Regions from separate parts of the Homo sapiens genome. Here region 1 is linked to region 2. Evidence: chromatin loops called from intact Hi-C (ENCODE). Cell type or tissue: heart right ventricle. All regions are shown on one strand. Links, peaks and the distances in the headings refer to the core of each region. The heading gives the core; the rest is flanking DNA.

Evidence for each region. Peaks named below come from ENCODE experiments on the same cell type or tissue, not always from the same donor. Only the 100,000 strongest peaks of a DNase experiment are listed, where the experiment ranks them.
Region 1: a loop joins it to region 2, with 22 times the contacts of the local background. A loop is called at or near these places in 2 of 110 quality-filtered maps.

The regions. Positions count from the first base shown.
Region 1 is chr12:100,625,040-100,641,136 of GRCh38, forward strand. It overlaps GAS2L3 (growth arrest specific 2 like 3), which reads left to right. Exons shown (of 10, transcript NM_174942.3): 10 at 1-3,249. Among named protein-coding and RNA genes, the nearest start is that of GAS2L3, 59 kb to the left of the region's middle. In heart right ventricle, for the core only: no CTCF peak of the experiment used is centred there; no DNase peak of the experiment used is centred there.
Region 2 is chr12:99,148,184-99,164,280 of GRCh38, forward strand. It overlaps ANKS1B (ankyrin repeat and sterile alpha motif domain containing 1B), which reads right to left. Exons shown (of 27, transcript NM_001352186.2): 15 at 6,106-6,212. Among named protein-coding and RNA genes, the nearest start is that of GARIN6, 490 kb to the right of the region's middle. RefSeq lists an enhancer at 6,438-6,937. In heart right ventricle, for the core only: no CTCF peak of the experiment used is centred there; a DNase peak (open chromatin) is centred at 6,565; H3K4me3 peaks cover 1,651 bases; H3K27ac peaks cover 641 bases.

The sequences.
Region 1 (16,097 bases), core at 3,608-11,607, 1.5 Mb after region 2:
ATTCACATATCTGAATTCACTGGAAAGAGCCCTTCTGAAGCAAACAGTTGTAAAATCACTGCAAGGTTTTTATTAATAATAGACATGTATATGATTTTCAGTCTATAGCATCTTTGTTAACATCTGCCTTTTGCAGGAAATGTAAAAGTTATTTAACACTACAAGAATTTTAACAATAGTTGCTCTATTTTTGAATATGTATTAAATATGGAGTTCATATACCTGCTAATATCAACGGTGGTGCTCTTACTATTAGTTAATTGCATTTTGGTTAAAAAAAAAAAAGCAACAGTTTGGCACTTGTCCTACAAAAGGCACCTAATTTAATTTTCTGATCAGGATTGCCTGATCCAACAGTGCTAAGTCATGGCTGCTGCTGACTAGCTTGGCATTATTCTGTGTTAGGTAGAATTCTTATTATTTATTTTTTTAAGCTTTCCAAATTGGAAGGAACTGATTGTTTCATGTGGCTTATATTTACATTGGTAATATTTTGTCACCAATATTTTTGGTTAAAAAAAATCCAACAAATTAACTTACTGAAATATAAACAAATTTTGTAAACAATTTTTTATATTATCTATAAAAACGTAGACACCTTATGTTTCACATGTTGTGCAATGTGACAGGGGAAGCTGATTTAGTAGCTTTTAGCATATTAAAAATAATTTTTTATAATGTAATTTCCTGTGAGTGCAGACCTGACATTTTACATTAAAATAATGTGAAACATCAGAATTATGTTTTAACAACTTTAAAATTAAGATGATGTTAAAATAATTTTAGAGTTATGCTATGTAAAAATTCTATCATGAAATTATTTTTCTCTAGATAGCACAATACCAATTTTAATTAATTTCTTCCAATTAGGTTACTTTTCTTTAATAAAGTTATGCTGCCTTCAGTTTTCCAATGGCAAGTAGACAGGATATGTTCAAGGTTTTCTGCACTGTAGGCACAGTCTCTCAAGCATATCCTGATCATGTAATGACTGCATAAACTCCATCAACCTAAGGTGATACTTGTAAATAATTTATTTTTAAGGGATGGTGACTTTAAAAATTATTAATGAACTTTGAGAAGTTTTAAGAGTGCTTTTAAAACTTCACAGTATTGCCAATTATCTTAGGTTATTCAGTATTCAGGTTTGTGTTTCTCTGTTTTAAACTAAAATGTGTTTTCTGAAGAAAAAAATAATAGTTTACACAAATGTACAATCATAGAATAAGCATTTTAAGCTGGCGACTAGTGTTCTATAGATTACAAAGCAAGAAAACTTTCTATGAAGATAAATGACCTTTTGCCTGAAGAGTACAGATAAAATCAAAGATGTGTGCAAGCTAGTTTTTGGAAGAAGTGATGCTTCTCTTCTTTAAAGAGACAGTCACCAAATACTTGGTTTAACTCGACTATTGACTTGGGCATTGAGAGAGATGATATATACATCTTTGGAAAGTGAAGTCAATGTTCAAGAGGTGATAGAAGCTTTACTTTTTAGTGATCAGAAATATTTAGTGCATCTTTTCAGACAGGAAGAATTTTATCATCAAGTATTCCCTTATAAAACCAAGTAACACTTCTTTATCAGTAACTTTTAGAACTTAAAAGAAAGCAAAAAGTAAATGGAATTGTAGGCAATTTATGAATCCTAGTAGATTTTACAATATGTAATTTATGTTGTTTACAGTATATAAACACTAAGTTTTGTGTTAAATGTGATCAGGAATAAAAGTATCCCACAGGCATCTGACACAAATTCCAGAATTAGCCAAAGAATTGTTTATTTGAGGCCAGGCAATCCCAGCATTTTGGGAAGCCAAGTTGGGCAGATCACGAAGTCAGGAGTTCGAAATCAGCCTGACCAACATGGTGAAACCTCTTCTCTACTAAAAATACAAAATTAGCCGGGCATGGTGGCACATGCCTATAATCTCAGCTACTCAGGAGGCTGAGGCAGGAGGATCGCTTGAACCCGGGAGGCAGAGGTTGCAGTGAGCCAAGATTGCGCCACTGCACTCCAGCCTGGGCAACAGAGTGAGACTCTGTCTCAAAAAAAAAAAAAAAGAAAAAGAAAAGAAAAAGGTTTATTTGAATAATTGGAAGTCAGTTTATACATTACTATTTTTCAGCAGTAGGGAATTTCTCCAATTACATTCATGTTGAATGAATTTTTATTTATATATAGCTTACCCTTCCAAAATAAAAGTGTTTTTTTAATGTTGTTTTGTTTTGTTTTGTTTTTTTCCTTTTTTGAGACGGAGTTTCACTCTTGTTGCCCAGACTGGAGTGCAGTGGCACAATCTCAGCTCATTGCAACCTCTGCCTCCTGGGTTCAAGTGATTCTGCTGCCTCAGCCTCCTGAGTGGTTGGGATTACAGGCATCCACCACCAGGCCCAGCTAATTTTTTTGTATTTTCAGTAGAGATGGGGGTTTCACCATGTCGGCCAGGCTGATCTCAAACTCCTGACCTCAGGTGATCCACCTGCCTCAGCCTCCCAAAGCGCTGGGATTACAGGCATGAGCCATCACACCCAGCGAAAAGTTTTGTTTGAATAAACAATATCCGAAAGACAATTAGTTTCTTCAGATGTATTTTGAAATTCTCCTAAAGAGCTAGTGTTTCTATTCATTTTCACAATTTAAAAACAGCTCTTAACATTGCTGAAGTTGGGAGAACTTTCCATCTCTTCTTAATAACAGTGCAAGATTTTGTAAATTCTTTTTTGTGTTTAATGTTTAATAAAACGAGTATTAAGCTTAAATTACTGAAGTACCTGGGAGAAGTAATGATGTGTACTTTCAAAAAAATGGAAAATGCTTTTATTTTATTTTCTATAATTTGTTAACATGATATGTAAAATTAAACTTCGGAGCACAATGAAATGCCGATTATTTTTACCTTGTTTGGGCTTAAAGTAGGTATTTAAGGTTTATGTGTTCAAAATGCCTTGGTAAATTGGATGACCTCTAACTTTACTGTCCATATGGAGTTTGTCATTCTTTATGGATAAGAGAACTTAAGGAAAAGTTACTGTTTTTCTTCAGTCTTTTTATATCTATCTGATTTAAAATCTGTTACTTTATTAAAAGGCTTCAACAACAGGTTGTTAGGATGTAGTCTTACATCCAGGTTCACATAATAACCCCATTTGAATCCAAATTTGTGTATATTTTCTTATGCCAGCAGTATTTGTATCCAATTTTAACTTAGGTTTGTTTTCTTGAGTATTAAAATTTAAACATATATACCAAGGTCTCAGTTTGCTTTTTTGGTGTATTCTGAATACAGTCTGATCACTTAATTCATGTTGGAAATTGCATATAGGAAGAATTCATAATTTGAGAAGAGTGCTGTTTAAAATGCTTTCTTTATATTTGTGGAATTTATTTCACTGCACCCAGGAGATTATAAGGCCTTGTCATTAATCAACAGTATTTGTTCCTCAAGTTGCTGTATATGCTGGATGTTTTTCCAGAAAGACCAGACTCACATTTAATAATGTTTGAAATAATAGAGATAATTTGTTGGTTATCAAGGTAGAATTCTATAGGTCATACAAGCATTGTGTTCACCAAAGATGACTGATATCAGGAATTTCCAATTTTCAATTCCTGTAATCCTGTTTTAATTTCACACTTTGATACAGTTAGTATATTCTTGCATACTCATCTTTTTCCTATATTCATGACCAGAGCAATTATAAAAAGCAGTTAATTCCATATATATTTCCTGTGACATTTCCAAAAAAGGAAACAAAAACAACGTAGACAAAATTTTAATTGTATTTTCCTAACCCTTTGTGAATGTAAAATTTTATAACCTAAAATTCATTTTATGAAATTTTGGGTAACATTGGGAAAATATTTATTTATTTATTTATTGAGACGGAGTCTCGCTCTGTCACCCAGGCTGGAGTGCAATGACACGATCTCGGCCCACTGCAACCTCTGCCTTCCAGGTTCAAGTGATTCTCCTGTCTCAGCCTCCCTAGTAGCTGGGATTACATGCGTGTGCCATCACGCCCAGCTAATTTTTTGTATTTTAGTAGAGACGAGGTTTCACCATGTTGCCCAGGCTGGTCTCGAACTCCTGAGCTCAAGCAATCCACCCATCTTGGCCTCCCAAAGTGCTAGGATTACAGGCGTGAGCCACTGTGCCCGGCCCGGGAAAATATTTAAAATGTGCCAGTAAGTCTGAAAATATAAAGGCACACATTTTATTAAATTTAAGCTGTTTTCTTAACACTGTTTTGTTCTTGTAGAAAAACACAGTAAGACTTGAGGAAATAATACATGCAAAGATTTAGTTATAAGGATGTTAATTATAGAATATTAATATTGGTATAGCCATAAAGTAACAGTCATTAAAAACATTGTAGACAATGACTTATCTTAAAATTAGTACATGTGATGAAGTGGTTTGTCTTGAGAGACTGCAGTGATAAAACATTATTATGTAATATTTCTTCTGCATTCGGCCAGGAATAGCACAGTACTTGTTACATGGTATATGGGCTCAATAAATGTTATCTATTATATTTAACCTCTTGTGGGTAGTCTTTTAGGGTTTCATATGATACATTTATTTAATATTTTCTTAAATTACTTTAGGTAAATTATTTCACAAATTATATTGGAATGAACAAATAGAATAGAATGAATTAGAGTTGTGTATGACTGTTGACTTCTAGTAGTGAAATGTGGCAGTGTTAAAACTCTAGTATCTACTCAAACCATCATTTATTAATACCTACTGATTTTTATTCTGGGAGATAGAGGAATAAGACAATCATATTCAAGAACCTTGGGTTTATATAGCACTTTGCAAGTCACAAAATACTTGTAATTACATAACATGCAATTTTTCCAACAGTTCCATGAGATGGGTATTATCATTAGAATGTAAGCACCAGGAAGGTAAGAATTACATCTGTTTTGTTTACCACTGCTCCCAAAGCCCAAACCAGTCCCTGGCACTTGGTAGGCGTTCAGTAACTATTTGTTAATAAATGAATGAACTCCCTTTTTTACAGATGAGGAAACTAAGGCTCAAGAAAGTTGTTAGTCAATATAAAAATACCTACTGGGTTAGATTAATTGAATTTTATTTAAAGGATGATTTTTTAAAGCTTTTTATACTTTTCCACAAAGTGTTGAGTTGTACTCCACGTTAATATCCAGAAATAGGACTTACGTAGCATCTTTAAAAAAACACCTGGAATATCACCTCTTGCTTTTTCTTTATTTCTTAGAAAAATCTTGTTTTTGAATTATACTTTATTAGATATTATAAACTTGAAGATTTAGAGATTAGCATATTCTTGTATTTTCTAGTTTAATATTTATAAATCACTGTGTACAGAGCTTTGTTCTTGGAACAATGAATTATTGCATTCAGTCCCAGGACAATACAATAAAGGTGCTCTGTAAATATTTGGTGGATAAATGAATGAGAAAAAAGTTAAATCTAGCACAAAATGCTTATGCAGTATTGGCAATTAAATTTTCTGACAGTGCAATAGAAATAGACATTGATCAAAGTTACTGTAAGTAACCCTAGAACCTCCTTTAAAAAAAAAAAACATTTAAAAATAAGTGATTGTCTTCTGAGTGAGCAGGTTTCATATGCTTCTCCCAAAAGAGAAAAAAATGTAAATTTCTTTCACATAGCCTTGAAGATGTGATACGAAGTTGTATTATGTAGATCCCTTTAATAATTCATTGCACCATGCTAGACATGCCGGAATCCAACAATGAATGGTTAAAGAATAGGCTAACCTGTGGTGTGTTTTGGAAGGGGAGTGAAATGTGACATTTAAAATTTTTATTTTAATCCCAAGCACTGAAATTAAATGAAGCAAGTGTCTTCAAACAGCAATTTGCAGTGTTTCCGTTTACCCTAAGCATCAGAAAAAGCATCTTTTGAAGTGTGAGTGCATGAAGCCCCAGGACTCCTTACAGGTAAGGGGGAAAAAAAAATCAACCCTGCTGAGAATTATAGCCTTTGAAATCTGTGAGGCTCAATGGGGAAGTTAAGGGAGAATAGTTTGGAATCCTAAGAGGCGATACCAGCAGATAGGTGCCAGGCATTGTTCCTTTGACTTTACCCATTATTTTCCCCCATCCCAACTCTTCACCTGGCACACAGTTACCCTTCGTGTCTCAGCTTAAATATCATTTACTCAGAAGCCTCCAGACCCTCCAACCTTACATTTTTTTGATCATTGCATTGCATCTAACACTGTAATTTCCCATTTACTTATCTAAATCTCTCACCAAACCTAGAATGAGAACTCTGTCTCACTTGTTCACAGTTGCACCCCTTGTATTTAGCACAGTGCCCAGATGTTTGTGGAAGAAAGGAAGGAGGGAAGGAAATATCCTTTTACTGATAGAAATAAGCCATCAATATGTGTAAAGAGAACCTCTAGCTTGATTTTGTTGACCCACCTACAGTGCAGGGATTTTTCCTGAGAAAATGGTGTGGTGGAGTTTGAAGAAGCCTGCAGACATAACCTGTTTTAGAGAGGAGAGGAGGGAGGGGAAAAGAGGGCAGTTATGAGAGGCCTTAAAGTTACGGATTTCTTTTGTTGCGTTAACATCTAGAGATTGTAGTATTTTTACAGAAGAAAGATGCTGGAAACGTCCCAATTTATTGTCTAGGTTTTTTTTTTTGTTTTAAAATATTTATTTTCAGGGTTGTGAGAGGCTACTCGGAGCGTAACACTGACATAGACTAGCAAGTGTCCTGCCGCCACCCAAGTTAATCCTCACAGGGAACAGAGGAGGAAACTCAGTCTGTTAGTTTTATTTCTTTAAAATCAATCTCTCAGCAGCAGAATGAAGTCAAAATAATCGAGATAGTCATCTCAGGGCGTGATGGTAATCATCCCAGGTGCTAGCCCCTTCAACAGGTCCTCGATGTACTGAGTCTAGCACAGTAAATTCCTTTTATTATATGTATTTATGATTATTTCTAAAGCAGTCTCCTTGGCCACAATGCAGTGAGACATCATTCATTTGCTCATTTAGCAAACAAGCTCTCTGAGCACCTACTCTGATATCAAGTGTCTACTCAGACACTAAGTTAGGTGCTAGGGATATCACAATAAGCCTAATTACTGCTGTTAAAGCGATTACAATCTTCATTCCAGGGTTGTCTTTTTTTTTTTTTTTTTAATGTGATGTTCTTTTTGACTGTAGCCCACTCACTTCTTTCTTTGTGATATATTTTACTCACGGGATAAAATACCTCCATGAGAGCAGCTTGTGTTTTCCCATATTGCTTCAGATTGGGAGCCTGTAAAACTTAAAAAAGAAAAAAAACTGATATTTGTATCTCAGCCTCAAGAACAAGAGTCATTTACTGCTAAGCGTTGTTACTCAGAAAATACAATAGTGAGAATCAAGTCCTAAACAAGTGAATGAAAACATGAAATCTGAGCTTTCTCTGGGTAAGCCATTAGTTTAAAAATTAACTCACATCCTGATACAAGGATGCTTTTCTAACTCTCTAAAATATTTCCTGTGACACTGGGAATCGATTCCACCCTGCTCCCTCCATTAAGCTCTACCTCAGTCTTAATAAGTAAACCGTGATAACAGAGATGAAATCTCAAACCAGCTTCCTGTGTGATGGGCTGGTCTCCCTACAGCCATTTCAATTATGTAAGAGGAGCACAGCTTTGAGCAGGTGCTCCCCATGATTCGACATTTATGTCTTGTCCCCCTGCTCCAGCAGATGACAGAGGAAACTTGTTCTGTAAAATACATTGCTATGAATCACAGAACACCTTCCAGACCTTTGCATCCTCCTGGCTGGCCTGTAGCCCAAGAGACCCAAAGACGTTCTGGAAAGATCTGGTGTGTTTACTTCAGCTCTTATGGCTGCAAGAACAGAGAGTCACTTTAGCTTTCTTGAATAATGTATTGGTTTATGAATACATGCAACCAAAAGGATAACAAAAATCTGGTAGCAACCCAGAAATCTATGTACACTTAGTCTCACAGAAGATGGAATTAGAATCATTCAGAAGTGTAGGAAACTCTAGAGACAGGTAATCTTGTAGCAGGACAAGCTGCAGACAAAACCCCTCAGATACCAAATTAAAGAAGGAAGGGCTTTATTCGACCAGGAGCTTCGGCAAGACTCACGTCTCCAACAACTGAGCTCCCCGAGTGAGCAATTCCTGTTCCTTTTAAGGGCTCACAACTCTTAAGGGGGTCCGCGTGAGAGGGTCATGATCGATTGAGCAAGCAGTGGGTACGTGACTCGGGGCTGCATGCACCAGTAATTAGAACGGAACAGAACAGGTCAGGGGTTGATCTTTAACTACCAGGCCCAGGGTGTGGCGCCAGGCTGTCTGCTTGTGGATTTCATTTCTGCCTTTTAGTTTTTACTTCTTCTTTCTTTGGAGGCAGAAACTGGGCATAAGACAATTTGAGGGGTGGTCTCCTCCTTTATTCCCCATCTTTGAGAATCTCACTCATTAGTGGGAGTTCTCACTTTCATTCTCACTACCCATGTCTTCTTCCAAGACAGATGGATAGTGATTCACATAGTACACTTGTGCTGAATCATTTTGGCAAACTAAGGTAGCAATGAAGCTTTTTATCATTTGAAGAAGTACAGGTAGCAAACAAGGGAGCAGTAAGCAGGTTCCTATTACTATTATAACTCCTATTATAAGGGTTTTAAATCCTTCTAGCACTGGGAACCATTTTCCAAACATGGCCTCAGGATCAAATCCATGCCACACTTGCATGGGCACATACATGTGTCAGTTTTGTCATATCTCTAACTATGTCTTCAACTACTTGCCCTTGATCATCTATGTGTAGACAGCAATTATTAAGGTTAAATTTCCACAGACTCCTCCTTCAACTGCTAGCAAGTAGTCAAGAGCCAATCTACTTTGATAGACAGTATTTCTCATCTGAGTTTCTTGCTGGGCCAGAATAGTCAAGGCTCTGCCGGTTTAATTAGTGATTATTTCTAAGACAACTTCTAACCATATTATTCGGTTGATCATGTAAATGAGGGTCCGGTATCCCCACGAACCGTCTTGTGTCCAAGTAGCAGGCCCATAATATTGTATGATTCTCTCAGGGGGCCATTCATTATCTTTCCAATTTCCTATAGCTATGCTTCTCTTTTCGCTGGAAGCATAGACAGGGAAGCTCAGGAGTTCACCTGTCTTTATGGACAGTAGGAAGAAAGATGGTTTAATAGTGCCAATAACACAACTACCTGCCCACTGGTCGGGTAATTTGGCATAAGCTCTATGCCCACATGCCCAGTACAATCCAGTGGGGGCTGTCCCGTCCCGGTGGGACTCTGGGTGGATCCACACAGTTTTCAACTTTGGGAATTTACTAAATGGATTTCTCTCTGTGTGATTTGAACTCCACTAAGTGACTGTTTTTGTGGTACTATTATACAGTTTCTGTCCTAGACAACTAAGTCATCCTACAGGGTGAGTGAATTCTTTTCCTTCTCTAGGTATGTAATATTGTCCAATAATTGAGGCTTTCAGGACCCAGAAATTATCAGGGTGATTCTTTTGAGCCAGGAATGCATCAGGAACTGGGTTTGTAGGTACTAACTCTCAGGCTTCCCATGGCCATTGATCTCCCGTTACAGTTCCTCCACATACATAACATGAAGTGACATTGAGAGACTGGGCTACATGCTCGGCTAATTGCAAAAACAAATTTCTTGTTTTTCCTGGAATTTCTGGTACTGGCACATTTAGTTCATCATAGAAAGTTTGAAACACTGGCTCAGAAGAGCGTTTGTAAACTTCTCCTCGAACTAAGATATTTACTCAAGGATCCAGTCCGGCCCCGTCGATTCCTAAGGTCACACGCTCCCCGTTTTTCCAGCGAGGATCAAGGGGATTGGTTATTACTAGCTCTAAGCGGTTACATTGTCCCTTAGTACAGGAAGGGCCATTTTTTCCTTTCTGAAGGTGGACTGGATCCTTTTCTTTTTTTATCTAAGTGGCCTAAATGACACAAGACCAGTATCCACATTCATTTCCACACAGTCCTAATTTATGACAAATGTACTTATTTTCGGTCATATAGCCTTTATCCTAACTAAAAGAGCCACATCCCCTTCCTAACTTACTGCTATTAATGACAGCACAGACATCAAATTTCAAGATTATGCGTTTGGGCACCCCTTTTTCTTCTGTTGTGGCTAATACTTTACTTGTATCATTTATGAGTCCCCACCAGTCTTCGGTCCTTAATCTCTCAAAAACTGTGGACACGGGAGGCCCAGAGGGGTCATAACACACATCTGGCTCATCTGGCTGGTCGTTTCCTGGGCTACATACCTTGTACTGAGTGTCATTATATAAACATGTTCCCTATAAAGTTCCTAGGCATTCATAGTAACTATAGAACAGAAAGATTGTTTTAACTTGTTGCCCTACCTTGGTAACCTGATGTATACACTGAGAGCAGTCCTCCATGCGGGGAAAATCAGTGGAAGTTTTTACTACACAAGTCCAAATTATAAGGAAAATGAGTCCCACGATGATCCTTCTCATGCTTTGGCCGTGCGTAGATCAGTCAGCTTCTGGGTGTGACTGGAGCAGGGCTTGTCGTCCTCCTCAGAGTCACTTTGCAGGGGTTGTCCGGGCTTGGTTTTGCCTCCCAGGTTTCAGCGGCTGCAGGTTTCACACAGGTGTGGTGGATCCAGGCTGGGATTCCTTCTACCTTTACAGCCTTGAGGGTGGTCAGGATGACAATCTGAGGTCCTTTCCACCGTGGCTGCAAAGGGGCTATGTTCTAGTCCTTGATCCACATGTGATCACCTGGAGAGAAAGGGTGAACTGGGGAGAATAAGCTGATGGGACACCTCTCATTTACCCAAGTTGAGATTGTTTGTGTAATTTTTCCTAAAACCTGTAGTTGTCGCTGTAATTTAATTTCACCTAACTCTCAGGGAGTGCCTGGAAGCCCCCATAGGATGGGAGGAGGCCTATGATAACGGTATTTCATAAGGGGAGTATCCTGTTTTCTTATAAGGAGTGCATCTAATTTTAAACAATACCATAGGAAGGGCCTCTATCCACTTTTTTTTTATTATACTTTAAGTTTTAAGGTACATGTACACAACATGCAGATTTGTTGCATATGTATACATGTGCCATATTGGTGTGCTGCACCCATTAACTCGTCATTTAGCATTAGGTATATCTCCTAATGCTATCCCTCCCCCGTCCCCCCACCCCACAACAGGCCCCGGTGTGTGATGTTCCCCCTTCCTGTGTCCATGTGTTCTCATTGTTCAATTCCCATCTATGAGTGAGAACATGCGGTGTTTGGTTTTTTGTCCTTGCGATAGTTTGCTGAGAATGATGCTTTGCAGCTTCATCCATGTCCCTACAAAGGACATGAACGCATCCTTTTTTATGGCTGCATAGTATTCCATGGTGTATATGTGCCACATTTTCTTAATCCAGTCTATCGTTGTTGGACATTTGGGTTGGTTCCGAGTCTTTGCTATTGTGAATAGTGCTGCAATAAACATACATGTGCATGTGTCTTTATAGCAGCATGATTTATAATCCTTTGGGTATATACCCAGTAATGGGATGGCTGGGCCAAATGGTATTTCTAGTTCTGGATCCCTGAGGAATTGCCACACTGACTTCCACAATGGTTGAACTAGTTTACAGTCCCACCAACAGTGTAAAAGTGTTCCTGTTTCTCCACATCCTCTCCAGCACCTGTTGTTTCCTGACTTTTTTTAAATTTAATTTAATTTATTTTATTATTATTATACTTTAAGTTTTAGGGTACATGTGCACAATGTGCAGGTTTGTTACATATGTATGCATGTGCCATGTTGGTGTGCTGCACCCATTAACTCGTCATTTAGCATTAGGTATATATCCTAATGCTATCCCTCCCCCGTCCCCCCACCCCACAACAGTCCCCGGAGTATGATGTTCCCCTTCCTGTGTCCATGTGTTCTCATTGTTCAATTCCCACCTATGAATGAGAACATGCGGTGTTTGGTTTTTTGTCCTTGTGATAGTTTGCTGAGAATGATGGTTTCCAGTTTCATCCATGTCCCTACAAAGAACATGAACTCTTCATTTTTTATGGCTACATAGTATTCCATGGTGTATATGTGCCACATTTTCTTAATCCAGTCTATTGTTGTTGGATATTTGGGTTGGTTCCAAGTCTTTGCTATTGTGAATAGTGCTGCAATAAACATACGTGTGCATGTGTCTTTATAGCAGCATGATTTATAATCCTTTGGGTATATACCCAGTAATGGTATGGCTGGGTCAAATGGTATTTCTAGTTCTAGATCCCTGAGGAATTGCCACACTGACTTCCACAATGGTTGATTAGTTTACAGTCCCACCAACAGTGTGAAAGTGTTCCTGTTTCTCCACATCCTCTCCAGCACCTGTTGTTTCCTGACTTTTTAATGATCACCATTCTAACTGGTGTGAGATGGTATCTCATTGTGGTTTTGATTTGCATTTCTCTGATGGCCAGTGATGATGAGCATTTTTTCATGTGTTTTTTGGCTGCATAAGTGTCTTCTTTTGAGAAGTGCCTGTTCATATCCTCTGCCCACTTTTTGATGGGGCCGATTGTTTTTTTCTTGTAAATTTGTTTGAGTTCATTGTAGTTTCTGGATATTAGCCCTTTGTCAGATGAGTAGGTTGCGAAAATTTTCTCCCATTTTGTAGGTTGCCTGTTCACTCTGATGGTAGTTTCTTTTGCTGTGCAGAAGCTCTTTGGTTTAATTAGATCCCATTTGTCAATTTTGTCTTTTGTTGCCATTGCTTTTGGTGTTTTAGACATGAAGTCCTTGCCCATGCCTATGTCCTGAATGGTATTGCCTAGGTTTTCTTCTAGGGCTTTTATGGTTTTAAGTCTAACATTTAAGTCTTTAATCCATCTTGAATTAATTTTTGTATAAGGTGTAAGGAAGGGATCTAGTTTCAGCTTTCTACATATGGCTAGGCAGTTTTCCCAGTACCATTTATTAAATAGGGAATCCTTTCCCCATTGCTTGTTTTGGTCAGGTTTGTCGAAGATCAGATAGTTGTAGATATGCGGCATTATTTCTGAGGGCTCTGTTCTGTTCCATTGGTCTATATCTCTGTTTTGGTACCAGTACCATGCTGTTTTGATTACTGTAGCCTTGTAGTATAGTTTGAAGTCGGGTAGCATGATGCCTCCAGCTTTGTTCTTTTGGCTTAGGATTGACTTGGCAATGCAGGCTCTTTTTTGGTTCCATTTGAACTTTAAAGTAGTTTTTTCCAATTCTGTGAAGAAAGTCATTGGTAGCTTGATGGGGATGGCATTGAATCGATAAATTACCTTGGGCAGTATGGCCATTTTCACGATATTGATTCTTCCTACCCATGAGCATGGAATGTTCTTCCATTTGTTTGTATCCTCTTTTATCTCCTTGAGCAGTGGTTTGTAGTTCTCCTTGAAGAGGTCCTTCACGTCCCTTGTAAGTTGGATTCCTAGGTATTTTATTCTCTTTGAAGCAATTGTGAATGGGAGTTCACTCATGATTTGGCTCTCTGTTTGTCTGTTATTGGTGTATAAGAATGCTTGTGATTTTTGCACATTGATTTTGTATCCTGAGACTTTGCTGAAGTTGCCTATCAGCTTAAGGAGATTTTGGGCTGAGACAATGGGGTTTTGTAGATATACAATCATGTCATCTGCAAACAGGGACAATGTGACTTCCTCTTTTCCTAATTGAGTACCCTTTATTTCCTTCTCCTGCCTGATTACCCTGGCCAGAACTTCCAACACTATGTTGAATAGGAGTGGTGAGAAAGGGCATCCCTGTGTTGTGCCAGTTTTCAAAGGGAATGCTTCCAGTTTTTGCCCATTCGGTATGATATTTGCTGTGGGTTTGTCATAGATAGCTCTTATTATTTTGAGATATGTCCCATCAATACCTAATTTATTGAGAGTTTTTAGCATGAAGGGTTGTTGAATTTTGTCAAAGGCTTTTTCTGCATCTATTGAGATAATCATGTGGTTTTTGTCGTTGGTTCTGTTTATATGCTGGATTATGTTTATTGATTTGCGTATGTTGAACCAGCCTTGCATCCCAGGGATGAAGCCCACTTGATCATGGTGGATAAGCTTTCTGATGTGCTGCTGGATTCAGTTTGCCAGTATTTTATTGAGGATTTTTGCATCGATGTTCATCAGGGATATTGGTCTAAAATTCTCTTTTTTTGTTGTGTCTCTGCCAGGCTTTGGTATCAGCATGATGCTGGCCTCATAAAATGAGTTAGGGAGGATTCCCTCTTTTCCTATTGATTGGAATAGTTTCAGAAGGAATGGTACCATCTCCTCCTTGTACCTCTGGTAGAATTCGGCTGTGAATCCATCTGGTCCTAGACTTTTTTTGGTTGGTAAGCTATTAATTATTGCATCAATTTCAGAGCCTGTTATCGGTCTATTCAGAGATTCAACTTCTTCCTGGTTTAGTCTTGGGAGGGTGTATTTGTCAAAGAATTTATTCATTTCTTCTAGATTTTCTAGTTTATTTGCGTAGAGGTGTTTATAGTATTCTCTGACGGTAGTTTGTATTTCTGTGGGATCAGTGGTGATGTCCCCTTTATATTTTTTATTGCGGCTATTTGATTCTTCTCTCTTTTCTTCTTTATTAGTCTTGCTAGTGGTCTATCAATTTTGTTGATCCTTTCAAAAAACCAGCTCCTGGATTCATTGATTTTTTGAAGGGTTTTTTGTGTCTCTATCTCCTCCAGTTCTGCTCTGATCTTAGTTATTTCTTGCCTTCTGCTTGCTTTTGAATGTGTTAGCTCTTGCTTCTCTAGTTCTTTTAATTGTGATGTTAGGGTGTCAATTTTAGATCTTTACTGCTTTCTCTTGTGGGCATTTAGTGCTGTAAGTTTCCCTCTACACACTGCTTTGAATGTGTCCCAGAGATTCTGGTATGTTGTGTCTTTGTTCACGCTGGTTTCAAATAACATCTTTATTTTTGCCTTCATTTTGTTATGTACCCAGTAGTCATTCAGGAGCAGGTTGTTCAGTTTCCATGTAGTTGAGCGGTTTTGAGTGAGTTTCTTAATCCTGAGTTCTAGTTTGATTGCACTGTGGTCTGAGAGACAGTTTGTTACAATTTCTGTTCTTTTACATTTGCTGAGGAGTGCTTTATTTCCAACTATGTGGTCAATTTTGGAATAGGTGTGGTGTGGTGCTGAAAAGAATGTATATTCTGTTGATTTGGGGTGGAGAGTTCTGTAGATGTCTATTAGGTCCGCTTGGTGCAGAGCTGAGTTCAATTCCTTGGTATCCTTGTTAACTTTCTGTCTCATTTATCTGTCTAATGTTGACAGTGGGGTGTTAAAGTCTCCCATTATTATTGTGTGGGAGTCTAAGTCTCTTTGTAGGTCTCTAAGGACCTGCTTTATGAATCTGGGTGCCCCTGTATTGGGTGCATATATATTTAGGATAGTTAGCTCTTCTTGTTGAATTGATCCCTTTACCATTATGTAATGGCCTTCTTTGTCTCTTTTGATCTTTGTTTGTTTAAAGTCTGTTTTATCAGAGACTAGGATTGCAATCCCTGCCTTTTTTTGTTTTCCATTTGCTTGGTAGATCTGCCTCCATCCCTTTATTTTGAGCCTATGTGTGTCTCTGCACGTGAGATGGGTTTTCTGAATACAGCACACTGATGGGTCTTGAGTCTTTATCCAATTTGCCAGTGTGTGTCTTTTAATTGGAGCATTTAGCCCATTTACATTTCAGGTTAATATTGTTATGTGTGAATTTGATCCTGTCGTTATGATGTTAGCTGGTTATTTTGCTCATTAGTTGATGCAGTTTCTTCCTAGCCTCGATGGTCTTTACAGTTTGGCCTGTTTTTGCAGTGGCTGGTGCTGCTTGTTCCTTTCCACGTTTAGTGCTTCCTTCAGGAGCTCTTTTAGGGCATGCCTGGTGGTGACAAAATCTCTCAGCATTTGCTTGTCTGTAAAGTATTTTATTTCTTCTTCACTTATGAAGCTTAGTTTGGCTGGATATGAAATTCTGGGTTTAAAATTCTTTAAGAATGTTG
Region 2 (16,097 bases), core at 2,604-10,603:
CATCTCAAATATCTGGTCATTTGAAGTAATACTGGAGATCAAATTACGCAAATATGCTGCATGACTAAATTAAAGGCCTATTCATGTGAGCATTAGTTAGTAATGGGAGTTGTATTATATACTGCATTATTAGAAAATGGGGCAGCATATTTTAATGCTTAAAAATTTAATCAGAGCAACTTCCAGAAGGAGGAAAAGGCTCCTTTTTAACACAAGATTTGAATCATGGCAATTTTTTTTTTTTTCTGAAAGCCATTCTTCTAAGATGGTCATCCCTGCACATGCCCTCATTTCTGACTTTCTGCTGCACAAGCAATCAGTATTCGTGCAAGGCTAATGGGATATACAAGAACAATTAGTAGCTCTGCCAGCGCCAATATTGTACTTGCCTCTTTAAAGAGCTCAAAATATTAAATAACAATTGGAAAGAACATTTCTTCTAGACTACTCATTAGATTGATTTTACAGATGAGTAAACTGAATCATAGAGAAACAAGATAGTGGAAATGAGAAGTCTTACTTTGGTTCTATCTCACACCACTGTAAGGCTGTGCCTATTATATCTGTAATTAAGCTGTTGTCCAGATAAACAATAATTCCTGCTTGGCTTTGACTTTTAGATACCAACAGATATTTAAATGCCGGCAGTTGAAAAGGTTATTTTTTTTTCTTTCAAAAGTGGGTTTGTAACTATTGGCTTAAATTATTTTAGAAAACTATAGCTGTACTTTCAACATAAGGCCACCCACTCAACTCTGAGCCTAGACTGTTTGAGAAATAAGAAGGTATAGGAAATTTGGCAGGTATTTTTCTCTTGTATCTTTAAATCTCAGTAAGTTCACAAAATTTTCCTAACCAATATTGGAACAAGAAATTATCACGGGGGGAGGGGGGTGACTAATCTCACCTTTTAAGGACAATTAATTTTTCTACTTCACAAGTTTAACTTCTTATTTGGATCACAATATGCTACTAAGATACTTAAAAGGTCATTTTTTCAGGCCAACTGCAAATGATGTTTTCATTATAGAAAAGTTATGTAAAAGTGGAAAAGAGATGTAAGTCCATTAACGTGTAAAATGCACCATAGCAATGGGAAAAAAGTTTTAATGAAATACGTATGAGCTCTATCATGCGCAAATGTTTTGTTGAAATGGATGACTCCAAGAGCTCTGTGGTTCCACTTCAGTGTCTAATAGGCACTACTCACTTTAACCTTCAGCAAGCCCTTTATGAATGCTATCCACCCAAGTGTATGAAAATGCCAATTCATGTAGGGCTATCAGTATTATTGTTATTTCTTATTCTGTAAAGGCTGCATTTTGAACATTTTAATAAGGGTCAAAGCATTCCAAGTCAATCTAGATGGCAATTGTTAGAAATGCAGGAGGTGCTTTAAAAAATGAGTTGGTAATAATTTCATTCTTCTCCCATTTTGATTAGTTTATAAATATAACTGTCAGCTAGTTATCATGGTGAGGTTATTGGTCAGTCCTCCTCCAAGTAATATAAACTCCTTAATACAGTCTTCAGACTATGAATCTACCATAACATTGCCAGTGTTTTGATATCATCAGTATCTTCATCTTCCTTTATTTCAAGCTATGATAGATTTTACCTCTTCTATTATCTACTGTAATTTGCTGCTGACACACCAATTGCTAGTAAATACATATGTTGAGCGATGGTGATTATGTGAAGAATGAGGGGCAAGATCCCTGTGGTGTAGTGTGTGTGCACCCATGTGTGCATGAAGAAACGTGTGTATGTGTGATGTGCATGCAAATAATATAGGTCTGAGGGAAATACTGTACTCCCCTTGAAGGTAAGGGTCATGTCTTATTCACTGTTACATCCCTAGTACTTAACACTGTCTCTGGCACAGAAATGATATCTAAGGAGTGCTTGCTGCATGAATGAGTGAAGGGTACTAATGGTCCATGTTCCCATTGGCAAAATAAGGCTTCCAGTTTAAAAATGAGACTGGAGGTCCACCTACAACAATCTGTTGTGCTTTCAGTTTTTACAGGCTGATTTCTACGCACACAGCATTATGCTGGGACTTGTGAGGAAAGCAAGGAAACTGAATACACAGAACTTGGACTTGAGAAGCTTTCAGTCTAATTGGGGAGACAAGATACATACAAGTGAAAACTTAACTCCTAATTCTAGAGAGAGAATCATGGCATGCCAAATGTATTTTTTTCATGTCAAATGTAACCACTGCGTGAGTTCAGGAGAAAAGAGCCTGTTCTGTACTGCAGCCATTAAAGAAAGCTACCTAAACTAGGCAAGAATTGAGTTATACCTTTGAGGATAAAAGACAGCAGGGAAGGAAAGGAAATGTCTGTCCAGGAGGAGCGGGTAGAGAATACAGATGAGCAAAGTTATTAAGATAAGAATAGATTCTTTGGGACTTAAAATTTAGGAAGCAGTCATTAGACTTTGAAAAATAAATATGATGGTAGAGACAAATATAACAAGGAAATAAATAAGCATGCACATTTTGTATAGTAATCACTTCATACCTAAACTCCTTGGTGAAAAAAAATGTCGAAACTTAGACACATTCTCTATGTTGCAAACTCAGGGGAAGTGAGTGAAATGTCAGAAGGCATGGCAGCATTCCCAGAGGTTAGTGAGTATCAGGTAGGCTTTGCCAAGCAGGAGGGAGGTGATGATATTTGACTTCTGAGGGGATAAACAGGTAAGGTGGGATCTGGGCAGATTTTCAGACAAAAGATTCTGTTGTGAAGGGGCTTCTGGTTTTAACATAGATGTGACTCTCCTTAAGTCTTAGGTGACCTGATGTACTTCTGAAACTATTCATTGATTGTACAAATTTCTATTTATTTTACATTTTTAAGGGCACAGAAGGATCTAAACTATGTGCACAACTATTCTACAAACCAAACTGAAAATCAAAATGAAATACACAAAGGAAAAGTTGTTTGAAATTTTGTCTTTAAGATACAGGGAAAAAATCACACATCAGTAAAATCAAGGATAAATATCAGCCTGAAGGAGGAGCAATAATTGACAAATATTTAAAAACAATTGGGGGCCAGGTGTGGTGGCTCATGCCTGTAATCTCAGCACTTTGGGAGGCCAAGGCAGGCGGATCATTTAAGATCAGGAGTTCTAGACCAGCCTGGTCGACATGGTGAAACCCTGTCTCTACTAAAATTACAAAAATTAGCCGGGTGTGGTGGTGCACACCTGTAATCCCAGCTACTTGGGAGGCTGAAGCAGGAGAATCGCTTGAACTGGAAAGATGGAGGCTGCAGGGGGCTGAGATCACACCACTGCATTCCAGCCTGGGTAACAAAGTGAGACTCCCACTCAAAAAAAAAAAAAACCAAAAACAAAAAACAACTGGGGTCTTTCTTTTCTAACCATATCTAGACATTGGTGAAAATAGTCCTTATTAAAGATAATAATAGCTATGGAGATAAATCATCCAAGTGTTGCATTTATGTGTGAGAGTATGTATGTAGAACAGATTTAGCAAATAATTTTTAAAGCTTTCAATAAATACTTTAAGTGACTTATATGGACACTTTAAATGCACATTCATTAATGGATTCTTGATTGAATAAAAAATTAACTCCTGAAAATATTTCCTAAATAAAGTACATCTATGCATGGATGCACTATGATGTTTCAACCAACATTAATTATACCCTTTTGATTTCTACTGTCTTGTTCAAAAACACTAATAAGACATGCACTACATCATAGTTAATAGGAGTGTGGTGCTTGTTGCTTAGGCAACAGGAGGAATAAATGCAGGTCAGAATGTGCTTCAAGAAAAACAAAAGCTAGAATATGATACTGAGTGGAGACTAAGCAAGTCTAACAGATTTTTCACCACATTAAAGAAATATGTTTCTTAGAGCAAGCCAATCATATTCATGTGTTTAACTAAGTTTGCAATTACATAAATTAGATTATGTAGATCAATAAATAATTTTTATAAAGGTAGAAATTAATCGCTTATGATACTAGTAGCAAATAAATGGTGTATAACAGCATGTAAAGCACTAATTGATTATACCACTTCATGATTTGCTTCATTTTCATAATTAATTAACTCCTCTAAATGGCAATTCAAAGTTTTTTTAAAAGATAATTCTGTCTCATGAAGAAAGTATTTGATTGGCCCATCTAAGTTAATAATATTTTCTTATTTTCTAGAAAATTATACCAAATACTTTGAATTAAACAAGTAAAGAATATAATCTATGATTAGACCTTGGTTACATCATGTATATCCAGGATTTTGCCTTCCATATAAATTTTGAAGTGCTTATACATGATTCATTCATGAATAATTTTTACGATCTCTCTTTGAATGCTTATTTGAAACCTGTTTGATTAACCTTTCAGTTCGAGGCTTTCAAAAAGGTATTATATTTGCTCATAAGTGTTTAACATTCAGAGGAAAAATAAGCTGAATTAAAGTCTTTCAGCTTGGCCAAATGATCCAGGAAATCCAAAGACCTAACTTCTCATGGGACCAGAATAAATTTGGACAAGGGTTTCAGGGTTGGGAATGAGAAACCCTTATTTCAAGTAGACATAGGGAGAAATAATTAAGATATTGAAATGTACAGTAAACATAAATAATAAAAAAAGACTTCAATTCTGTTTGATAGTTCTTCTAATTCTTAATGCCATCTGTTTAGTGTCCTAAGTCTGTCCTAAATCTGCCCAGTGTTCTAAGACTTTCATAGCAATTGAAGAACTTTCACTTTTTTCCATTTCAATACCCAAATATCTTGTCTATATAACCAGTGACAGTACTTGATAAACACAAGAAAAATAACAGTAGCTGCATATATCAGTATAAAAAAACCAACAAATCACTCATAAAGCATTCTGTGCATGCAATTACTTAGAGCTCATATATCTTACTATATTTATGTCTTTTTTATTTTTAAAAACTCTTGGGCATACATACTTTTGGAGAAGGAGCAGAAGTTGAATAATGTTAATAATCTTCAAATCTATAATATTCAAGTCAACCTCAGAGAAAAATAATCTAAGATAGAAATTAAAAAATCTAATCAGCTGTCACTATTGTGTTATCATTTCTGGTACTAGTAAGCTGCAGGTGTCAGCCCTATTACTGTATTTAGGCAGGGCTATTACTTATTTCCACAAGTCATTTGTGTGTTACATGCCTGTGTTATGTAGGTCTCTCTAAACTTAGGGATCAGTGATATGTGTGATGGGTACTTAAAAGCAAGGAAAGGTAATAGAGCTGTGACGTAGCTTAACAAGGGGAACTGATGAGCACTGGGGGAGGTATGGGAATGATTAGAAAGCTGAATTGTCGGTTTGCACAGTTCCCCATCCTCCTTCCTCACCTATATGCAAAACGGTGGAAAGTTAGCACATGCCAGGTTTAGATTGCATGTAGACCAGAATTCAGAAGTACATGACTATACTTACTCCACCAACCTTTCTTTCTAAATATTGACAGCTAAATGACCAAAGTGTTTATTTTCCACCTAAAGTAATAAACAATACTTCATCGCTCTTCAATCAGCAAGTGGAAGTAAACGCTCTCCATAATTGACCATCTGAAGCAGTTTGCTAATGAACTGAAGGTTGTCCACATGATTTAAACTGCTTATTGAACAATTATCAGGAAAAGAAATGATCTTCACACCATAAACACAACAAATTGTCTCATTAACCACTAAATGCTGATGCTCAAGTGAAATAATATAAGAATCAAGAATTAGCTGAAGAGTGATATAATCCGAGTATTCTAAGATTACAAATTTATTTAAAAAATCATACCAAGAATGACAGGGAGAATATCAATATTAATCTTCTTTCACTGCCTATAAATAGCACTCTCACCAGTTCATTCATATAACACATATGTATATGGATACATACAGATCTCATTTTTTAGCAAGAGTCTATATGTACACAGCAAGTTCAGTCCTAAGGGCATCCAATTTTCCAATGCAGTTACATATATAAATCTGACCAGTTTTGGTGCAAATCAGGCTGCCTCTGAGCCATGTAAGACACATAAGAAGCAAAGACAGACAAAAGGCAGCTCCGTGGACACAGAGAGCTTCTTACCATAAACTGCACATTGTCAAATCCATTAGCCATCAGGTGGTTCTCGTACTGAGGTAGCCCAATGCTTTCCAACCATTGTCCCACTGTTTGGACAGGGCATCTGGGTCCTGTAAGAGGATGAAGAGGGAAGCGTTTAAGCAGGGAGTAGCCGTCCACGGGGTAATAGCGGTAGTCCTGGGCTGAGAGGTGGCATTGCCACATCATGCCCCTGGGAAAGTTGCTATCAAAGGAGCCCGCCAGCTTGACAGATTAATGTTCTCAGCGAGAGAGCAAAGTCAGAAGTAAAACATAGTTTGCCAGGCAGGCTGTGGAGTATGACTTGATCCTAGCTCCACATTTCTTACATATTAATCTTTACTACCGACCAGTACGTCATACAGCCCCCAAAACCAGGCAGCAGAAGAAGGCATATCAAGCTGTCAGCTTGGGCTGGTCTGCGTTCTATGTGATTGTTGGAGTACTCCACAATGAGCAATGCACGGCCGGCAGCCAGAATTCTTTTTTATCAAGTACTCCTACACTCATCAGTATGCAGCTCCATGCTCCTTGCTCCCCCTCGCTCGCTCCCCTTCATTACCCAGCCCAGGCTACACCTCGCATTTTCAATAATAGCCATCAGATAAGGCAGATTTTTTTTGTCTGCAAGCTGTAAGCCTGCTGCTGCTGCTTCCTCCTACACACCCATCCAAGCGTCAATCTTGAATGATGAGAGCAGTCAAAACAAATGCAGAAAATAGCAAGATTCAAAAGCAAACCAAAGTGCTTAAATCTGAATTGAATCTTCATACTGGTTATACGTTACAGAGCTATTTGTTGTGGAATTTTACGTTTCAAAAGACACCAGGAAATGCGAAGCTTGAACTATAGCTTATAACAGAGCTCACGACAGGTTCCCTTTCTCCTTTTCCTTTCTTTCCTGTCTTTTCTTCTTCCTTTTTAAATGGAGCACAGATAAACGTTTCTGATCTGAAGCTTTGCAGTGTTTGGAGAATAATTATTCTGTTTCTTTACCATGCTATAGCAAAATAAGCCTCTCCGAGATATATATTTTTTTCTTTTTTGAAATACTGCAAAATACAGAAACTGCATCGCAATCTTGAAGTCAAGATAATTTATTTCTTGTTTGCATGGTTTCTTCCAAACAAAAGTATTATTAGGCACAAGAAATCCTTTTTCCCCTCTGATATTTATAACCCAATCTACCAGGGTTACCATTCTAAATTAGCTATAAAGGTAACATTAACTGGATAGATTTTTTTTTTAATAAAGAAGATGAGCCCTAACCCAAAATAATTCAAGAATAACAGATGTAAATGTGTGAGTTTTACTGAATGGCAGATAGACTGAGTAATTTATTTAATAATTGGGAGAAACCAGGGATTAAGAATAGAACCCACAGGACTAGATCATCAGAAGAAACAGACTCTTAAGATTGGGAGAGAACTTGCAGAAAGGTTAGTCTAACCTTCTTCCTAACGTAGGCATCCCTGGCTAAAATGTTCCTAGAGGAATATCTTCCAACTTCTACTTGAATACTGCCTGTAACAGAGCTCTTACTACTTCTCACGAAGCCTCAATTTATTAGAAAGATATTTCACTTCCTACCTTGCTTCTACTCACTGCTCCAGCTCTGCCTTCGGAGAAGCACAGATTGAGAACAGTGCCTCTTCCACATAAAGAGCTTTAAAATTTAAAGATAACTCTCTCATCCCCCCAGAGCAGCCGCCTGGCACATAGTAAGTGCCTAATACAAATTTATTGAATAAATGAAACATCGCTTTTCTTTTTTCCTCAAACCTCATCTTTCTCTGTTTCCTTTCTCTTTTTAAGGGCATTGTCAACTTTCCTGGCACACAGACATTAAACCTCAAAACATCTTCTACTCCTCTTTCACTACTGAAATCAGTCCCCAAATTCTATCATCCCTCTTCCCAGTGTGATCCATTCCCTTGATTCTATTTCCTGTTTTAAGTTTACAGAACTGCCACCTACATTGATTTTGTTCTCATAGTTCAGGCCCACCTAGCCTAGTGAAACAACGACTTCTATATTGATCTTTCTACCTCTAATATTTAAAAAATCAATTTTATGCATGGTGTCAGAATAATCCCTTTAAGACACAGTTTTGATTACTACTCCCTGTCTCAAAACCCTTCTGTGGTTTTCTGTTGTCTTCAAAATCAACTCCCAACTCCTCTGATGACATTTTGGGGTCTTCATGATTGACTGCAGTTCATCTAACTTTATTTCCACTTTTCCACTGCCCCAGACAGGCAGGATTACTTGCTGGTCTCTAAAGGCAGCCCATAATGGGCTTTGGTTGGTTTTATTATGTCCCCACATTTCTGTCCATTTGTTGGCTTTGAATCAGTTGCTATTTCCATTATGAAACCTCTTCTAATCTTCTCTACCACGAATAAATCTCTTTCTTCTCTGTCTTAAATGGCATTTTTAGACCCTCTATTGTAACAGATATTTTCTGCCTTCAATTTTAGTTGTTTGTGTCTGACTTATTTTTTGAAAGCAGGCAATATGCTTTGCTAATATTTCACATAGTAAAGATTCAGTACATACCTGCTAAACAAAATAATGTAATTTCATGATCCAAAGTACAAAAAATTCTATTTTCAAATTTAAAAAAAGTTTTAACTCTATCCCAAGTCTCTAAATTATTTATTTAAAATAAGATAACTTGTTTTTTAAACAGATTTTTTCATGTCTGTCTTTTAGCTCATCATCCTCATCCACTTTTTGAATAAGCAGCCCTGGGTGGACTGCATAGTACTTGATTATATTTTGTTGCTGATTGGTCCTGGATCTTTTAATAACATCAAAGAGTTTGTAGTAGTTTATGAATCAATTTTAATAGATTCTAGTTGCTCAACATTACCTATAGGAGAAGCTAAAAACAAGATACTATTTGTCCCTGGCCAGCTCTAAAGCTGTTACAAGGTGGAAGAAAAGGAAAGTCTCAATTATAGCTTCTCCTAGGATCACAGCCACAGTGCTTCACCTGGTCATTTTGAATTATAAATAGTTGAATATACTACATGGAAATTGAGCAAACACGACAATGACACTTTGGCTTGGCAAGGCACATGCTGATTGGCCAGCTCTTCAAACCTGTTTCATCTGTTAAAATGCAAACCAGGGGCCAAGTACCTGGCAGAGCACGATACACATCCTGCTTATTAAATAAACTTTGTTAAATAAATGCCTGAGTAACTAAATGAATAAATGATATTGGAAATGCCTTTCTTGAGATTCTCATTTCTTAGTACAGAGAGAGGGAAAGAGGGAGAGGGAAGAAAAAATGTGTGTGTGCACAAAACATAGAGAGTGGACTAATAGACACTGGAGACTCAGAAAGGGGGAGGGTGGGAGAAGAGTGAGGGATGGGAGATTACATAATGGGTACAGTGTACACTATTTGGGTGGTGGGTACACTAAAAGCCCAGACCTCACCACTTTGGATATATCCATGTAACAAATCTGCACTTGTACCTCTTAGAGCAATAAAAATAAATAAAATTATATATTACAAAAGACAGTATATTTGTGGTGGGGATTATTTCAAGGTTCAGACTGCTATATAAGAACACAACTCAGAGAAAATACTGGTTATGAACTACTTTACAAAATTTATATAGACTGCCTGAATTTTATTCTTTTAGGTATTCAATCCTTCAATTTTTATTCAATAATTTTTACATGTTGACAAAATGTTATAATATATGGAGGAAGTGAGCTGGGAGAGGATGGGGTGAGGAAGGTATAAAAGAGAGGGAAGAAGGAAAAAAAAGAAGACCCTGAGTCATGTTGTTTGTTTGCGGTTTTGTTGAAGTATTTTCTCATGAGTCAAATCTCTAAAAGAATCTTGGTTCAGGTCTGAAGATCACTCTGTAACAGTGCTTAAATATATTACTCTCTTTACCTAAAATACTTTTATGGAGTCTTAAAATTCTTAAAGCATAACAACACACTAATTAGGCAGGAACTTTTATTCAACTAGAATGTCTTTAAGTTCCAAAAGTGAGACAAGAGGAGGGAAAGAAGAAACTGACCATTATTCTGGGCTACCATGTCCTAGGCAGTGTGGTGTGAATTATTATCCTGATTTACCGTAAGGAAACTGAAGCTCAGAGTATGTGGTGAAAACAGGAATTTTCTTTGTCATAGTCTTTTAAAAAATAATAATTCTAGGGGTTTTACTCCCATAATGGCAGTGTGAGGAGCTCCACAGGTCCAAGCCCCAGTCAAAAAACTTAACTTGAAAATTATAAACAAACAATCAAAAAACCCTACACAATCAGAAACCAAAAACAATGCCAACAAAAACCAACCATCAAAGTCTTTGCAAAGTGTCCTAAGAGCATATAATGTAAAAATGTTTATTCCAAAGACAGACACTAAAACTTGGTAAAAACAGATTCTGAGATTCTGTAGCACTTGAGCCATAGCTCCCTCTGGCCCCTCCTTCCCTGCAACTCATCTCCATAGATGCTCCACTTTGGATGGATGTGTCCAAGAGAAAGGGCTCCCCTTCTCCTCAAATCCCAACCAAGCGGCATGGGATCTCATCAAAAGGAGCAGGCCAGCATTTCCAATTTCCTCTAAATCTAAGCTGTAGAGGTTCAATTCCTGGTGAGTGTGGCTGAGAGGTCAGGGGCTCCTTTCTTCCACCCAGACCCCATTCATAGAATAGAAAGTTCATCCCAGCTGGGTCAGGCCAAAAATACTGGGATCTTCACTGCCCTCGACTGCTTACATATAGGGTAGAGGTTCCATGCCCAGAAAGGTAAACTAGGAAGACCAGAGGCTATCATTCTTGCCCCATGCCTGGAAGAGTGGCTCAACGATTTTGCTTAAAGGGAGAGTCAGTTTATAAGAACAAAAAGCTCTAAAGCTTTCCCCCAAGAGGTTGACTTATTTGTTTGTTTTCAATTTTTGTTTTGGATTTAGGGAGTATATGTTCAGGTTTGCCACGTGCGTATATTGTGTGATGTTAAGGTTTGGGGCATGAATGATCCCGTCACCAGGTACTCAGCACAGTACCCAATAGTTAGTTTTTCATACATTGTCCCCCTCCATCCTTCCCTACTCCAGTAGTCCCCACTTTCTATTGATGTCTTCTTCATGCCCATGAATACCCAATATTTAGCTCCCACTTATAAGTGAGAACATACAGTACTTGGTTTTCTGTTCCTGCATTAATTTCCTTAGAATAATGGTCTCCAGCTGCATCTATGTTGCTGCAAAGGATATAATTTTTTTTCTTTTTTTATGGATGCATAGTATTCAATGGTATATATGTACCATGTTTTCTTTACCCAATTCACCATTGATGAGTACTCAGGTTGATGCCGTGTCTTTGTTATTGTGAATAGTGCTGCGATGAACATATGAGCACAGATACCTTTTTGGTAGAATGATTTATTTTCTTTTGGATATAGACCCAGTAATGGGACTGCTGGGTCAAATGGTAGTTTGTTTTAAGTTCTTTGAGAAATCTCCAAACTGCTTTCCACAGAGTCTGAACTAAGTGACATTCCCATCAACAGTGTATAAGTGTCCCTTTCTTCTGTAGCCTCACCAGCAGCTATTATTATGCCTCTTAGTAATAGCCATTCTGACTGGTGAGAAATGGTATCTCATTGTGGTTTTGATTTGCACTTCTCCGATGATCAGTGACGTTAAGCATTGTTTCGTATGTTTGTTGGCCACTTGTATGTCTTCTTTTGCGAAGTGTCTGTTCATGTCTTTTGCCCATTTTTAATGTGGTTATTTATTTTTATTTGTTCAATTGTTTAAGTTCCTTATAGATTCTGGATATTAGATGTTTGTTGGAAGCATAGTTTGTAAATATTTTCTCCCATTCTGTAGGTTATCTTTTTACTCTGTTGATAATTTCTTTTGCTGTGCAGAAGCTCTTTAATTTAATTAGGTCCCACTTATCAATTTTTGTTTTTGTTGCAATTGCTTTTGAGGATTTAGTCATAAATTCTTCCCTAAGGCTGATGTCCAGAATGGTGTTTTCTAGGTTTTCTTCTAGGATTCTTTTTTTTTTTGAGATGGAGTCTTGCTCTGTCACCCACGCTGGAGTGCAGTGGTGCTATCTCAGCTCACTGCAATCTCCGCCTCCTGGGTTCATGCCATTCTCCTACCTCAGCCTCCCGAGTAGCTGGAACTACAGGCACCCACCACCACACCAGGCTATTTTTTTTTTTTTTTTTGTATTTTTAGTAGAGATGGGGTTTCACCATGTTAGCCAGGATGGTCTCGATCTCCTGACCTCATGATCTGCCTGCCTCGGCCTCCCAAAGTGCTGGGATTACAGGCATGAGCCACCACGCCCAGCCTCTTCTAGGATTCTTATAGTTTGAGGTCTTACTTTAAATCTTGAATCCATCTTGAGGTAAGTTTTGTATATGGTCAAAGGTAGGGGTCCAGTTTCATTCTTCTGCATATCGCAAGCCAGCTATCCCAGCATAATTTGTTGCATAGGGAGTCCTTTCCTCATTGCTTATTTTTGTTGATTTGTCAAATATCAGGTGGCTGTAGGTGTGCGGCTTTATATCTGGGTCCTCTATTCTCTTCCATAGGTCTATGCATCTGTGTTTGTACCAGTACCATGCTATTTTGTTTATTGTAGCCTTATAGCATAGTTTGAAGTCAGGGAATGCGATGCCTCTGGCTTTGTTCTTTTTGTTTAGGATTGCTTTGGCTATTCAGGATCTTTTTGGTTCAACATGAATTTTAGAAAAGTTTTTTCTAGTTCTGTGAAAATGGTAGTTTGATAGGAATAGCACTGAATCTGTAGATTGCTTTGGGAAGTATGGCCATTTTAACCATATTGATTCTTTCAATCCATGAGCACAGAATGTTTTTCCATTTTTTTGTGAAACTGAGGTTATTTGACACAGAGTGTGCGGAAGTTTAAGCCTAAACGTGTTATCAAAATCAATGGAGGTTACACAGTGGCTCATTCCTGTAATCCCAGCAATTTGGGAGGCTGAGGTGAGAGGATCACTTGAGTTTGAGACCAGCTTGGGCAACATAGCAAGCCCTCTATCTCTACGAACAATTAAAAAGTAGCCAGAGATGATGGCATGTGCCTATCATCCCAGCTACTCGGGAGGCTGAGATGGGAGGACCCCAAGGCTGCAGTGAGCTATGATTGCACCACTGCACTCCATCCTGGGTAACAGAGCAAGACCCTGTCTGTAAAAAAACAAACCAAACCAAAACAAAAAAATCCCCCCCAAAACCCAGTGGAGATATTCTGGTGACAAACAATCAAAAAGTGGCTAATAGCTACAGTAGGGAAATAAGCTAAATGGTAGGTTAGCTAGTTTTAAAGAAACAGAGAAAGACAGTTATGAAGAGCCCTGTTGAGGTCAAAAGAAACTTCAAATACTAGCTTCAAAAATTCCTCCTTCTCAAATTTAATTGGAGCAGACTCTGGAGCAATTTATAGCTGACGGATTGTCAAAAACAATAGAGCAATCAGCAGGCAATTACTGGAGTCTAATATCTGGATGTGATATCAAATGAGATAGACAACAGAAAGATTAGGAAAAGAGACAAAGAGAGCCCTGCTATAACCACTGCCATCCCAAAACTGTGCAGATGGCCAAGGCTACACCCTTGAGAGGATAAATACAACGTGATGCATCCATACTATTGACTATTACTTGACAATAAAAATAAATGAAGTGCTGATATATGCTGCAAATTGCATGAACCTTGAAAACATCATGCCAAGTGAAAAAAAAAAGCTAGTTATAAAAGACCATATATTGTATAATTCTGTTTAAATAAAAGGTCAAGAATAGACAAATCTATAGAGACAGAATGTAGATTAGGGGTTTCCTAGGGCTGGAGAAGTGAACTGTGGAAAGTGACTATTAATGGATTTAGGGTTTCTTTTTAGAGTGACGAAAATGTTTTAAAATTGTGATGATGGTTGCACAACTCTGTGACTACACTAAAAACAACTGAATTGTACCTTTTAAATCAGTTACTTAAATTATATATATGTATTTATATAGTATATCAGTAGATTTAAAATTATTGAATGATGATATAAAATAATAAAAACAAATCTTAAAATTTCTTTAAATTTACAAGAACAAAATGCACATACATAATTGTATATAAAACATTGGGGTTGTTTAATATATATTGGTAGTTTTAGTGCTCTGGGTTTTTTTTCTTCTTTAGTTTTCTTGGTTACCCCTTCCTCCATTCTTGTCCTGCAATCTGCATCATCCATCCTCCCTGCAAGGTTATTCATGTTAATAAACTGGTATGTATATTCATATATATTTACCCATTTTCAAATAACACACACACACACACAAAGGCAGATATGTTCGGATATATACGTATATGGGAGAGTATTTTTGGCATGGTTTCATCAAAATGAAATTATACCACTCACTTTTCTGAACCTTAGTTTGCTCATTTAACATCTTATAAAAATTCTACTGGCCGGGCGTGGTGGCTCACGCCTAATCTCAGCACTCTGGGAGGCCGAGGCAGGTGGATCACAAGGTCAGGAGTTTGAGACCAGCCTGGCCAATATGGTAAAACCTCGTCTCTACTACAAATACAAAAATTAGCCGGACATGGTGGCAGGCACCTGTAGTCCCAGCTACTCTGGAGGCTGAGGGAGAAGAATCACTTGAACCCAGGAGGTGGAGGTTGCAGTGAGCCAAGATTGTGCCACTGCACTCCAGCCTGGGCGACAGAGCGAGACTCTGTCAAAAAAAAAAAAAATTCTACTAAGTAAATGAGTTTTAATTTATTATTTGTTGGTTATTTGTAAAAAGTTAAAATAGTTATTTTTAGTTATTTTCAACTTTTTAAAAATAACTACATAATAGTTCATAATGTGGATAAACCACAGTTTATTCAGTTCTTTGCCTGATATCTCTAGGATATCTTTGCCTGATATACATCCTTTTATTTTCTTTTTTTAAAGATTTTTATTTTGAAATAATTGTCAATTTGCATGAAATGATAGAGAGAGTGATTCTGGATAGATTTTCTTCAGTTTTCTCCAGTTGTGACATCCTGTATGACTTTAGCACAGTATCACAATATCACAGCCAGGTCATTGGCACTGAAAAAAATCCACTGACCCTGTTTATATGTCCTGTGTTTTACATGCACTCTGTGTGTGTGTGTGTGTGTGTGTGTGTGTGTGTGTGTTTAGTTCTGTACAATTTTATCACACGTGCAGACCACGTGGCCATCATCACAGTCGAGACACCGACAGCACCATCATAAGAATCCCTCCTGGAACTTTTTTTTATGGCCATAGCCTTCTTCCTCCCTTTCCCATTTTTTGACCCCTGGCAACTACTGATCTGTGTCCATCTCTATCATTTTATCATTTCAAGAATGTTACATGAATAAAATCATATATTATGTAACATTTTGGAATTGGGATTTTTCATTCAGCAGAATTCCTCTGAAATCCATACAAATTATTCAGTGTGTCAGTAGCTTATTTTTTCATTTCTGAGTAGTATTCCATGATATGGATGTACCGCACCATTTACCCATTCTCTTCCAGAGTGGCTGTACCATTTTACATTCCCATTAATAGTATACAAATGATGCAGTTTCTTTGCATCTTCACTAGCATTTGGTGTTGTCAATTTTTTTATGTAGTCATTCTGATAGGTATGTACTAATATTTCCTTGCGGTTTTAATTTGTATTTCCCTCATGGCTTACTATGTTGAACAAAATCTTATTGCCTGTATCTTTTTGTTAAAACGTCTGTTCATGTCTTTTGCTGTTTTCTTCATTGGATTGTTTTTCTACTGTTGAGTTTTGAGAATTCTTTACATAGTCTAGATACTAGGAATTTGTTGGACTTTTTATCAATTTTTTTATGGATCATGTTTTTGGTGTCTATCCCATTATTTTTAACTTTAAAAAATGAGCATTTAAAAATGTGTCTCATAAATAGCCCAGAGC